2 separate regions of the Homo sapiens genome follow, and region 1 is linked to region 2. The links are chromatin loops, found by intact Hi-C in ENCODE. Cell type or tissue: CD4-positive, alpha-beta T cell. All regions are shown on one strand. Each heading gives the region's core, and the rest is flanking DNA. Links, peaks and the distances in the headings are about the cores only. Region 1 overlaps ACVR1 (activin A receptor type 1). Region 2 overlaps GALNT5 (polypeptide N-acetylgalactosaminyltransferase 5).

The links. Hi-C counts contacts between places; a loop is a spot of excess contacts. Peaks named below come from ENCODE experiments on the same cell type or tissue, not always from the same donor. Only the 100,000 strongest peaks of a DNase experiment are listed, where the experiment ranks them.
Region 1: a loop joins it to region 2, with 10 times the contacts of the local background. A loop is called at or near these places in 13 of 110 quality-filtered maps.

Annotation. Positions count from the first base shown.
Region 1 is chr2:157,750,599-157,753,509 of GRCh38, reverse strand. The region is part of intron 9 of ACVR1 (activin A receptor type 1); the gene reads left to right. Among named protein-coding and RNA genes, the nearest start is that of ACVR1C, 120 kb to the right of the region's middle. RefSeq lists an enhancer at 1,450-1,949. In CD4-positive, alpha-beta T cell, for the core only: no CTCF peak of the experiment used is centred there; a DNase peak (open chromatin) is centred at 1,539.
Region 2 is chr2:157,301,535-157,304,403 of GRCh38, reverse strand. The region is part of intron 7 of GALNT5 (polypeptide N-acetylgalactosaminyltransferase 5); the gene reads right to left. Among named protein-coding and RNA genes, the nearest start is that of ERMN, 23 kb to the left of the region's middle. RefSeq lists a silencer at 1,715-1,794. In CD4-positive, alpha-beta T cell, for the core only: CTCF peaks have their summits at 1,521 and 1,729 (motif pointing left); a DNase peak (open chromatin) is centred at 1,703.

The DNA of each region.
Region 1 (2,911 bases), core at 148-2,647, 450 kb before region 2:
GTCGCCCAGGCTGGAGTGCAGTGGTGCAATCTTTACTCACTGCAACCTCCACCTCCCAGATTCAAGCGATTCTCCTGCCTCAGCCTCCTGAGTAGCTGGGATTATAGGCACCCACCACCACACCCAGCTAATTTTTGTATTTTTAGGAGAAACAGGGTTTCACCATTTTGGCCAGGCTGGTCTCAAACTCCTGACCTTGTGATCTGCCCGCCTCGGCCTCCCAAAGTGTTGGGATTACAGGCGTGAACCACCACACCCGGCTGTCAAGGCCTTTTATCTTTATTTAGTGTTCCTCTTGTCTTTTTTAAATGATGTTGCTTTAAAGTTTGTTTTGTCTGATACAAGAATAGCTACCTCTGCTTGCTATTGGTGTCCATTTGCATGGAATATCTTTTCAACCCCATTTACCTTAAGTTTATTTGAGTCCTTATGTGTTAGGTGAGTCTCTTGAAGGCAGCAGATAGTTGCTTGGTGAATTCTTATCTATTTTGCAATTCTGTATCTTTTCAGTGGAGCATTTAGGCCATTTACATTCAAGGTTAGTATTGAGATATGAGATGCTATTCCTATTCATCATGCTATCTGTTGCCTGAATACCTTGGTTTTTTCAAAATGTATTTATGGTATTTTTTTGTTTTATAGGTCCTGTGAGATTCATGCTTTAAAGAGGTTCCGTTTTGATATGTTTCCAGGATTTGTTTCAAGATTTAGAGCTCCTTTTAGCAGTTCTTGTTAGTACTGGCTTGGTAGTGGCGAATTCTGTTAGCATTTGTTTATCTGAAAAAGACCGAATCTTTCCTTCATTTATCAATCTTCGTTTCAAGGGATACAAAATTCTTGGCTCATAATTGTTTTGTTTAAGGAGGCTGAAGATAGGGCCCCAATCCCTTCTAGCTTGTGGGGTCTCTGCTGAGAAATCTGCTGTTAATCTGATAGGTCTTGAATCATTTTTTGGATTTCCTTAATTTGGACTTCACCTTTCTCTGGTGCCTCCTTGATTAGCTTAATAAACGACCTTCTGAATTCTTTTTCTGGCAATTCAGGAATTTCTTCTTCTTGGTTTGGATCCAGTGCGGGTGAGCTAGTGTGATTTTTGGAGGTTGTTAAAGAACCTTGTTTTGTCATATTACTAGAATTGTTTTTCTGATTCCTTCTCATTTGGATAGGCTATGTCAGAGGGAAGGTCTGGGGCTCAAGGCTGCTGTTCAGATTCTTTTGTCCCACAGGGTGCTCTCTTTATGTAGTAGTACTCTTCCCCTTTTCCTAGGGATGTGGCTTTCTGAGAGCCAAACTGTAGTGATTATTATTTCTCTTCTGGATCTAGCCACCCACACAGGGCTACCAGTATCCAGGTGGTATTGGGGGGTGTCTGCACAGAGTCCTGTGATGTGAACTGTCTTCAGGTCTCTCAGCCATGGATACCGGCACCTGCTCTGGTGGATATGGCAGGGGAATGAAATGGACTCTGTGAGGGTCTTTAGTTGTAGTCGTTTGATGTGCTAGTTTTGTGCAGGTTGGCTTCCTGCCAGGAGGTGGCGCTTTCAAGAGAGCATTAGCTGTGGTAGTATAGGGGAGGATCAGGTGGTGGGCAGGGCCATAGAACTCCCAAGAGAATATGACCTTTATCTTCAGCTACCAGGATGAGTAGAGAAAGACCATCAGGTAGGGGCAGGGTTAGGCGTGACAGAGCTCAGACTCTCCTTGGGTGGGGCTTGCTGTGGCTGCTGTGGGGAATGGGGTTGTGGTTTCCATGTCAGTGGAGTTATGTTCCCAGCATTATGGCTGCCTCTGCTGTGTCATGCATGTTGTCAGGGAAGTAGGGGAAAGCCAGCAGTTATAGGCCTTACCCAGTTCCCACACAACCCAAAAGGCCTGTCTCACTCCCACTGTGCTCCCCACCCCCTCAACAGCACCAAGTTTGTTTCCAGGCAGTGGGCCAGCAGGGCTGAGAATTGCTCCAGGCTACCAGCTTCCCAGCTGAGAAAGCAAGCAGGGCTTGCACGCCTTCCCACCTGTCGAGTCTGGACACCGGATTCCTGCCCTCCCCTGAGTTCGGGCAAGGAAACTTTGCATTCGGTTAGAATTTTTACACAGTTCAGCTGGAGGTTTCCATCTCCCCGTGGTCTTTTCCCAGTTCCTCCGGCAGCCCTTCCCAAGGACCGCTGTAAGACAAGTCAGAAATGGCTTCCCCAGGGACCAAGAGAGCCCATAGGGCATTTCCTGCTGCTTCCTGTGCCCCTGTATTTCATTCAGCTCTCTAAATTGTCTCAGCTCCAGGTAAGGTCAAATCCTTCTTCCATAATCTGGACCTTCAGGTTCCCCAGTGAGGGTGTGTGTTTGGGGGTGGACAGTCAGTCCTCCTTTCCCACTTTCACAGTTTGGGCACTCAGAGTATTTGGACTGTCTCCCAGGTCCTGCAGGAGCAGTCCACTTCCTTCAAAGGGTCCGTTGATTCTTTCAGCTTTCCTGGTATATTCCTGGAGTAGTTATTGGAGCAAAGGTTTATGGTGCGAGTCTCCACACGTTGCTCTGTCCATCTAAGTGGGAGCTGCAATTTAGTCAGGCCTCCTATCTGCCATCTTTTCCCCAACCTCTGTTTGATTTTTTTTTTTAATGATACCCATTTCTTTAATTTGCCACAGATCGTGAATTGTTTTTCCAATTTATTTGTGTATTTTTAACTTGTGTTCTCTTATATCTCACTGAGCTTCTTTAATATTATTTTGAATTTGTTTTCGGGCATTTTACCTATTTTTTCTTCATTGGAATCTGTTGCTGGAGACTTATTGTGTTCCTTTACTGTGTCATGTTTCCTTGTTTTTTTCATGTTCTTTGTGTCTCTACGTTGATATCAGCACATCTGGTATAACCTTTGTTTCTCCCAATTTTATGGTTTGGTTTTTGTAGGGAA
Region 2 (2,869 bases), core at 370-2,869:
AAAATAGTACCAGGTTGTTAATTACTTCTGAGGTGCCTGGCACAGGCAGAAACAAAGCAACTATGGAAGGATGGAATCTCTATCAAAAATCCTCAGAGAAAGCTCTATTAGCAATTTAAAATGACAAATATGGGAGGAGACAGCTCACTGTTAGTAAATGTGGGCATCACAAGGCACAGAAGGATTCAATGCCCCCACAGTCCCACCCCTGAACTTCAGAGAGGAAGGTGAATAGAAAGACATGAAGGTAGAATAATCTCGGGGCTTAAAGGAAGGAAAGCATGCTGCAATTGCTCTCTGTACTGAAGCAGAGATAAATATTATGTAAGCTCCTGTATTTGTGGATCATGCAGAAATATTCTATCTTCAAACAAATTTGGAAAATTCTGGTTTCCACAGAGCCGAACAGGTGGTTCTACTCCAGAACTTCTCAAAATCTTCAGGGTGTTAATGTTCAGCTTGCTGTCAGAATGTTGTACAAATGTTTCTCAAATGTGCTTGACCATGGAACCCTGAGACAGCACAAGTAACATTGGTCAGGACAGTGTTTGGGAACCCCCTGTTTAACTATTTGTGTCTATTTTGTATAATCCTTCCAAGAACCGAAAAGCATTGGAAGGAAAGATAAAACTTTTCTGTCCCTTACATGTCCCTCCCTCATTTGACCTGAAGATTTTTTTTTCCTTTTTCTTAGAAATTACTGAGGAAACTATTTAATTGAGGTTTTTGCCATGGAAGGTACTTTTACACCAACCTAATACTTTTCTTCATATAGACATCATCTCTGAAGTGTTTTGGAATTGTTATTCTTCATTTCATTATTAGTTGTTTTCAGAATTTTCCTTTTTATTTAAAAATAATTGATCCATGTTTTTACTGTAAACCATTTTAATCTTTAAAAAAAATAGGCAGTGTATGAATTTTAAATTATCCATGTTGTATTATTTCATTTTCCAATTTAGGAAGTAGACATTCCGCACAATTTATGACAGAATTGTTAAACATTAGGCTATTTGCCAGCGGTTTAATCCAGTGTAAAAATACATTATTGGTGAGATTCTTTCATTAGCTTCAAATGTTGTCGTTTCAATAAGAAAATATTTCTTCTTATTACAAAAAACCAAAACTTTCACTGGATTTAAATTTCTGCTTGTGGAGGTTGAAAAAAGGGAAACGGAGCTATAGACTGTTTGCCAGCAGTTTAATCCAGTGAAAAATACATTATTGGTGAGATTATTAGCTTCAAATATTGTTGGTTCGATAAGAAAATGTTTGTTCTTATTACAAAACACAAAACTTTCACTGGATCTAAATTCCGTAGTGGAGGTTGAAAGAAGGGAAACGAAGCAAGTAACAAAAAGAAGTTGTGGAGTTTATTTTCTTGGAACTTTCCACGATTGTCTATCTAAAATAATGATCTACTTAATTTGTTGTAAATTACCTGGAGAAAGGTCCTAATTTTTTAAAAATGTTAATAACGCTCCCTGCTGGTTTGCTTCAGAAGGGAGCAAACTACATCTTCACTGAAATTTGTTTAAGGAAGACAACAAAGGAAAATAGAAGGAATTTGTTAAAATCACTTTTTAAAATACTTGGTGCATTTTGATATAGTATAGCGGAGGCATCAGCAGAAGGCTGTTTCATTAGGAGAGCTCTCCAGAAATTTCATAGGAACTCACTCAGGTTAGCGCAACAGCGGAGCCCAAAGGTAGTTTTCTAGTGCCCTCTGGTGGTTAAAGCTTATTATTACTCTGACTGAGATTCTGCGTTGCTGGAATGGGAAATATTAGAATAGTGGAAATTCCTTTCTTTTTTTTTTTTCTGCTCAGCGGTTGAAATTAAAAATTGTAAATTTATTTTACAGTTATATTTGACATGTTGTTATTTGAACAGTGTATATAAATCCAAAATGTCTGATAAGTTACCAGGTTGAGCCACTTAAAGTAGCTGCCATTCTATTTGGACCCATAAAAATGGCAATTTTATAATACAGTGCGTTATCTAAAAACAGGTCACATAAACTTATTTATCAGTTGAATTTTGTAAAAAACAGAACCATTTTTTTAAGACTAGTTTCTTGTCTTTCATAGCTTTCCTGGATTTCCCGAATACTTTCAAGGGGGAATATTATAGTAAGTTTTTGCTATCAGGAGATTTTCCAGACAGAAAGCATGGTATAATCCACTCTCAAGAAGAACTGAAAAAATTTGGCCTAAAAGGGCGGGATAACTAATGGTCACATTTTTAAAGAATTTCTTGGATGAAGAAAAAGGAAGCTGAAATAAAACAAAAACACTGGGGTTAGTTATAAGTCAAATTAAATTAGAAATAAAAGATTAGAAATAAGCATGACTGTCTAAGAACCCCAGCTGAAGGCTTGACTAATCATATCTAAACCCACGTGTCTTACCATCCTCTTCAAATGCAGCTTCACTCCTAGAAGGGGTTTGAAATGGCTTTTCCCCAGCTTCTCCTCTTTCTTGATGTTTTCTCAGCCTTGTACTCTGGCTACCTTATCTGGCTTAGCTTCTTCCCTTTGGATACCATCCTTCATGCCCTGGAATGTTATCTGCTATTCTCTGATATTTTCTGTTATTTTAAGTTCCTCTTTGAAATCTTTACAAACCCCAATTAAATCTTATCACCCCCTTGCTTAACTCTGCTCAATAACTTCCCACTGCTTTCAGAAGAAAGAAGGAAGCAAGGCAGGAAAGAAGGAAGGAAAGAAATAAAATCCTTACTTTGCTTACAAGGACCTGTGTGATCTGGCTCCTTCCTTCCTCTTCACCTTCATCTGGTGCCATTCTTCCCTCCTTCACACCCTGACAACATTCGTCTTCTTTCCAGTGCTTGGATGGAGAACACTCAC